Regions from separate parts of the Mus musculus genome. Here region 1 is linked to region 2. A link is a loop called in an ENCODE intact Hi-C map of the cell type or tissue named here. Cell type or tissue: left cerebral cortex. All regions are shown on one strand. Each heading gives the region's core, and the rest is flanking DNA. Links, peaks and the distances in the headings are about the cores only.

Region 1 (3,633 bases), core at 401-2,900, 220 kb before region 2:
ACAACAAGTCCCACTCTGCTCTTTTGGCCAAATGCCCTGAGCTGGCAGAGGCAGCCAGGAGATGCCTGGCTTTTGGGACAAGCTCTGCTTGGCACATGAACAGACTGCCCAGGCTCCCCTAGGCCCAGGTAACGAGGGACTGCTTTGGGTTGGCTGATCTTAAGCGGTCCCTCTGACTCCCAAAAACTGGGTGGGAACAAGACAGGAAGCTTGGGTTGAGATCTAGAGTCAGGCACTCTCTCAGCCCCCCGGGATGTGGCCCCCTCTTTCAAACACAGCTGACATCCATCCCCTCCTTAGGTGCCGCTGACTCACCTACCTCTAACAACTTTTGCCTGCCCTCTCCTGCAGAAGAAATGCAGGGTTAAGGAGGGCGACCTATCACCCTGATTGCCAGTTCAAACCATAGCTCCTTGTCATCCAGCGACTAGGGTCAAGTCCCGAGCACTGCACATCCCCGGCTGTCCCAAAGAGGCTCCCACGAATGCGTGTATGTTCCTATCCTCGGGAAATGTGATCAGGTGAGCTATTCCTTCACGCTGCTGGAGAAACGACTCCATTCTGGGGTTTGACCACGGCAAGCTTGGAGTACTGGGGTCTGCGTGGTCTCTGAGCCATGACAGGCCAGGGTATTGATCCCAAAGCCCATCCGTGACATGTGTCCAAGGAGTACAGCGTACACCTCTGAGTGGACAAGTTCCTTAAATGTGTGGAGCGCAGGCTCCTGCCTCAGGCTGCTACTGCTCACACGTGCCTTCTAAGTACTCAGCTCCAAGGCTTCTCCGGGGGAAAGCTTACGCGAGGAATGTTATTGCTATCGCATACAGACCATCAAGCGCCAGCTCTCATCCTCCTAACCGATGGGCGGCAGAGGCCCAGCAGGGCAGTCCAGCCAGGAGCACGGGCCTCGAAGGGAGGAGCAAGCAGCAGCCCCCTCCCCCAGCCACGGTCGGCGGCTGCTCCCCGACGAGGCTTTTAGGGGGTGAGGGCAAAGGCGGTGGCGGAGAATGCGTCCCGCATTCGCGAGCAGGCCTGGTCCGCCCCTAGGACTCCGCCGTGGCCTCGCGGGGGCGGGGCGGCGGCCCGGGCCGCGTGCAGCGGGGCGCGCACTCACCTCCGCGCAATCCGGTAGAGCACCACGCCGGCGGCAGCGCACGCCGTGACCCCGAGGCCGCCCGCCAGGCCGGCGGTGGGGCAGCTAGCCAGCAGCGCGCTCACTCCCTCCATGGCTTCCGGGCCGAGTCGGTGGGCAAGGGGCGCGGGCCGCAAAAGAGACTCCCAGCGGCCCGCGCGCTCCAGCTCGCGCCGTGACCTTCGCCGCTTTGTAGCCGGCGCGAGCCCGCCCCTTGACTCGGCGCGCTCCCGCCGCGCAGCCAATCGCGGCGCGGGGCGAGCCTGAGTGGGCGGGGCGCCTACGGAAGCCCTCGGCACTGGCTCGGACGCGCCCCCCAGCGTCCACAGTTGCAAAGCCACTCTCTAGAGCTGGAAGGAGTCCCGCCTGCGCCTGCAGCCTGCGCACGCATGCATTTGCAGGTCCTAGTGCTGCTACCTTAACGCTAATCCTTGCCAATGCTTTCTCCACTTAGTCCTGCTTTCCTGGCGTTGGGCTAAAGTCGGTCTGTGCCGCTTCAGACGCCACAGTGGTTGAAAATTAGCTTGCACAAACACAAACGTCCAAAGACGGAAACGAGGTTAAATAATCACAGGATAGCATGTTTCGGAACATAATGCAGCCATTAGAGTGAATGGCTAAGGTGTGTGTGTGTGTGGGGGGGGATTGGTCCTGAAGGGATTATCCTTTTTTTTTTCTTTAGTCGAATGTAGATGATTTTCATAGTTGCCAAGTTTGATGAAGTCTGTGCACTTCAAATAGATTACCTCGGGGAGTGAGATGGAGGGAAGAGCCACTTACAGGCGTGCTTCAGCATTTACGTGAGCTAAATTAGGGATCAAGAAAAACTCACTGAGGCTTGGTGATGCACGCCTTTAATCCCTGTGGAGGTAGGCGGATTTTTGTAAATTTGAGGTCAGCTTGGACTACACAGTGAGTTCCAGGTCATCAGGCAATCCATGGGCTAGTAGGTAGGTCCTGTCCTAAAACAAAACAAAATAAAACAAAACATCTCTAGCAAGAAATATTTATACCAGGTTGGGCAGATGTTGTGGCACAAGCCTTTGATTTCTTTAAAAAAAAAAAGGTCAAAAAATTATGGGGCATGGTGGTGCACACCTTTAATCTCAGTACTTGGGAGGCAGAGGAAGGCAGATCTCTGTAAGTTCAAGGCCACCCTGGTCTACAGAGCAAGTTCCAGGACAGACAGGACTCTGATACACAGAAAAACCGTGTTTTGAAAAACAAAACAAAAACAAAACAAAAACAAAAATCTAAAAAAAGTTTATCTCTAATTACATACTATGTTTCTGTAGAATACCCCACCAACACACACACACACAATTTTATGAGTGTCTCTTTTTTTTTAAAGATTTATTTATTTATTATATGTAAGTACACTGTAGCTGTCTTCAGACACTCCAGAAGAGGGCATCAAATCTCATTACGGATAGTTGTGAGCCACCATGTGGTTGCTGGGATTTGAACTCAGGACCTTCAGGAAGAGCAGTCGGGTGTTCTTACCTGCTGAGCCATCTCATCAGCCCCTATGAGTGTCTTTAAGATCAAGTTCTCTGTGGGCAATGATGGCTTGAGGGTCACTGTAATAATCTCTCGCTTTTGTTGGCAGCTCACCTGTCCACATGTCACCAGTCAGGAAGGAAGGAGCAGGTTGTGTGCAGGGAATCAATGTAAAAGCCTGGAAGGTGTCGCTTGTACATCAGAGACAAGACCTTTCCCATCCTCCTTTTGCTTTCTATTAGCTCTGAGTGTGCCTAGAGTGCACTGGCTCACACAATGCATGGCCACGCCCACACATCATTCACTTTCTGGATCGGATGCCTTGAGTTCCAGGAAAGGTCTCCAGCAGATAGCTGTTGTCTAAGAGCTTCCTGAACATCACTCACACCATCTTAGGCACCGCATGACTATTGGCATCTCTAAGTCTTAGGCAAAGGGAAGGAAAAATGATTTCAGATCCAGATTTCAGACTCAGAACTCATCCAAGTCCCATGTGTTTAGGTTTTGGTGTCCAGCTGGCGAAGTTCCTGGAAGGTGACACAGGTAGAAACTTTAAAACTAAATAACACAAAACCACCAAAACAGAAAATCTCACCTTTTATGATGCCTGGTACCTACTGAAGCCAGAGAAGTTATTGGGTCCGCCCTAGAACTGGAGGCTGATGGTTCTCAGTCATCTTGTGGGGTTCAGAACTTGAACCCATATCCTCTAGAAGGAAAGCCAGTGTTCTTAACATATGAGCCATTTTTCTAGCCCCAAGTGGTAAAAACTTAAGAGGCAAGGCCTAGTCGTTAGTCACTGGGGTTGTCTTGCAGGGGACTGTGGGAGTTTAGTCTCTCATTTCTGCTTCTAGGACACTAGATGGCTTTGCTGTGCTGTATACCTGATATCATGAGCTGTGTCTCCAGAGGCCCCCAAACAATGGCTCAATCAATCATGGACTAGAACTACTCACTCAGCTAAAGCAAACCTCTCCACCTTTTAGACTGACCACCTCAGG
Region 2 (3,633 bases), core at 446-2,945:
TTCTCTAACCTTCAGAAAATGATAAGGATGGATGATTAGGGAACAAGCCCTCACAGAATTGCTCTCTCTGATGTTAGTTTGAGGTCTAGCTAGAGGTGTCTTGGATAGTTGGGGCCCGCAGGGAAGAACCCTGCCATTCTTTAAAGGGTACAGGGCCCTTGTCTTCTCTGAGGCCCCTTGCATTAAGACCAGCCTAGCGTAAACCCAAGAACCTTTGTTCACCCACTGGGTGTCCTTGACCAAGATACTTAACCTGCAGAGACTCGATTTGTTTGAAGTTAATTTTGTGTGCATGTCAGTATATGCAATGTACATGTGGATACAGCAGCGTGCCTACAGAGGTCATGACAACCTCAGGCACTGGTCCTCGCCATCCGCTGCATCTCAGACTCGGCTTTAGTGCTCACTGCTGCATACACCAGGCTAGCTGGCCTGGGCATGTTGTCGAATGTGGGGTTACAACATGAGTTCAAATCAGGTTGGGTCACCTATCCTCAAGAAGCCTACTAAGTTAATCCCAGCACTTGGGAGGCAGAGGCAGGCGGATTTCTGAGTTCGAGGCCAGCCTGGTCTACAGAATGAGTTCCAGGACAGCCAGGGCTACACAGAGAAAACCTATCTCAAAAAAACTAAAAAAAAAAAAAAAAAAAAAAAAAAAAAAAAAAAAAAAGAAGCCTACTAAGGTAGCCAAATTAAAAGTGGAAAGCAGCAGAAAAAGAAGATATATCTGGTGTGGTCACACTGGAGAGATCTCATAAATGCCACAAGTTCATCTGTGGGGTTGTGACGTGAGGTAGGGACCAAGAATACGCGTATCTAGGCAGTTACGGTCAAAATATGGTCCCGCTGGCCCATCATGGCTTGGGCTTCAGCCGCATCCCATAGGGAGGTCTGAGTTCTTAGAACTATGTGAAATCTTTCTGGGAGACAAGTTCCCCCTCTAGCCAGAGTCCTTTCTCCTGCCAGCATGAGATTCCTGGGGAAATTCCCATTTCTTTGGGGTCCATTATTTCAATAGTCTGACAGTCAAATTGAAAAATAAAAGTGTCTCTTTGGAATATTTTCATTTCTGCGAGGCCGGTTATAGGAGCTTCTCGGGAATCTCCAGTCCACGCCTCTCCCCCATGATCTGAGAAGTAGGAGTATGTAAATGAGATTATGCCGAGTGTTTGGAATTTTAACTCGGATGGTTGCGGGGTTCACTTTACCCAGCCGATTTGGTTTTGTTACCCATAGAACTGCTCTACGTGTTTCCCAGGGCTTGTAGAGACATGTTCTCATACATGTGTGCACTTATTTAACAAACATGAAATAAAAAGGGGGGTTGAGGAGCTTAAAGATTCCCAAGGATTTGTGAGACCAATCCATGACACAAAAGTGTTGCAAGTGCTACCAAGACCGAGAGAACAAACACGGGCATATTAGTACATGTAGGCCATCCCTTACCCATAACAGAAGACAGATCTCTCTCACAAGGTAAAACAAACTAGGCTCCATTTGTCCTTTGTGCCTGTGCTGATGCAGGATCACGTTGTTGAACAGTGACACCTGCTGGCCATATGTGGGATTGCAGTATAGCGATATCAAACATTCAGAGAAAAGGCTCCGGAACTTTATGCCAGGATTTGGGTGGTACCCAGGCTTGAAAGGAGCTCTTAAGACTCTGAGAAGATGTTAACAGAGAGATGGACATTCTGTGGCATGCAGCTAGTTGTTAGACTTCTTAGCTAGCATCACATAAACCTGGCCTTGCTGGCATGTACCTGTAAACTCAGCACTCGGGAGGTAGAGGCAAGAAGGTCAGAAGTTCAATGTTATGATCCTTTATAAAGTGAGTTCAAGACCAGCTTGGGCTTTTTGAGATTCCCAAGAGATGGGGATAGGGGGAGAGGGGATCTTCCGATAACCATTATTGCAATGGTTTTTGTTGTTTGTTTGTTTATAAGGATATACTTATTTTTATTTTATATCAATGAATGTTTTGCCTACGAGTCCACAAGCGTACTGTGTGAGTGCCTGGTACTGGTAGAGGCCAGAAGTTGGTGCCAGATCCCCTGGAACTGGGAGTTATGAACGGTTGTGAGCTGTCTGTCGTGTGGGTGCTGAGAGTTGAACCCATATCTTCTGAGAGAGCAGCCGGTGCTCTTAGGCACTAAGTTTACCTCTCCAGCTCCTACTGCAATATTTTCTGATAATTCTTCCACGAAAATAATAGCCAGTCGGCTGGGATGCTGTGCCTCTGTCAGATTGTCACTAGTAATGTTTGCCAGTCCTTCAGGGTATTTTCCCCATGGGATGGACGCCTTTACTGGAACAATAAATCTTTATTTAAACAGTGTAAACAAATACTTGCTGAGAGTATTTCTTCCTCTGGTCTCTTGATATTTTTTTAATTAAAATCTGAGGATCTTAATGGACATGTATTGAGCTCTTTTTTTTTTTTTTCTTTTCTTTCTATTATTTTTTAACCAGCTGAGTTCAGTTGGTGCTACCCGCTACAGTGTGGACTGATCACATTGGTTGGCTTACTCTTATACAGGGCTTGTGCAGGAACCACCGCGGCAGTGAGGTCATAGGCAGGGCAGCCATGCATGTCAAGAAGACAGCATTCCACCACACTCCTCCCGGTTCTCCAGCTCTTAAAAGTTTTTTGTTCCCTCTTAAGCCTTGGGCAGTGTGCGTAGGGGGAGGGGCTAATATAGACGTTTTTGTTTTGAGGATGTCCAATAAGCCCTGGGCAGTGGGGGGTGGGGGGGCTAACAGACCTTTTGAGGATGCCCAATAAGCCTTAGGCAGTGTGCGTAGGGGGAGGGGCTAATATAGACGTTTTGAGGATGCCCAATAAGCCTTAGGCAGTGTGCGTAGGGGGAGGGGCTAATATAGACGTTTTTTGAGGATGTCCAATAAACCTTAGGCAGTCTTCCTCCCTGCCTTACCTTCTCACGCCCCTGCTTCCTCCTCCTCCGCTGTGCCGCAGACCTCTCTCCAGAAGCTTCCCTGCCCCCATCCTACCCCTGCTCTGGCTCCCAGCTCCCAGCTGCCCTTCTCGGCTTGATCACCCCCCCCCCATTACACATTCTCCCACCTGGCCCTCCCTCACAGCCCCCATGAGAGGCAATCTCGCCACCGATGGTCTGAATCTTTGGGTCATCCTAATCTCACCAGACTTATATGAAGGGCTACGTTGCATTCCTATTGATGCCCAAGGCTCACCTGGATCCTTGACACACGGCATCTCCCAGTCACTGCTGTGGAACAAACTACCCCAAAGAGGCATTAAAGAGCAATTATTTATCCCCACACACACTAGCCGGGCAGCTGGAGATGAGCTGGTTCTTCTGGCCTTGGGTTCCAGGGCTGTCCGAGCCTGACTCATAGATGAGCAAACTGGGACCTGGGCTAAAAGGGCGGCAGAAACCCTGGAAGGAGAACCCATAGCTTGTGTGCCCTTTAAGTCTCTGGTCTGCTCCCTTCAGGAGCAAAAAGAAGTCACAAGGACAGAGGAAAAAGATGCTCCAGTAGGCGAAACAAGACAACAGCGAGGATTTCCTTAATAATCTCAGTCCCCACTCTCCTCAAATAGTGTCGGACGAATACATGAGGACCTCCATTTGGATGGAATAAGCTGAGTCA

What was found. Peaks named below come from ENCODE experiments on the same cell type or tissue, not always from the same donor. Only the 100,000 strongest peaks of a DNase experiment are listed, where the experiment ranks them.
Region 1: it touches region 2 in a loop (3-fold over the local background); 3 of 42 quality-filtered maps call a loop at or near these places.

What each region holds. Positions count from the first base shown.
Region 1 is chr4:149,736,721-149,740,353 of GRCm38, forward strand. Tmem201 (transmembrane protein 201) reads right to left here and starts at 1,348. Exons shown (of 11, transcript NM_001284270.1): 1 at 1,115-1,348. The coding sequence starts at 1,227. In left cerebral cortex, for the core only: a CTCF peak has its summit at 1,449; DNase peaks (open chromatin) are centred at 854, 1,451 and 1,912; H3K4me3 peaks cover 1,606 bases; H3K27ac peaks cover 883 bases.
Region 2 is chr4:149,957,238-149,960,870 of GRCm38, forward strand. No RefSeq gene overlaps it. Among named protein-coding and RNA genes, the nearest start is that of Spsb1, 4.0 kb to the left of the region's middle. In left cerebral cortex, for the core only: a CTCF peak has its summit at 1,552 (motif pointing left); DNase peaks (open chromatin) are centred at 1,172 and 1,545.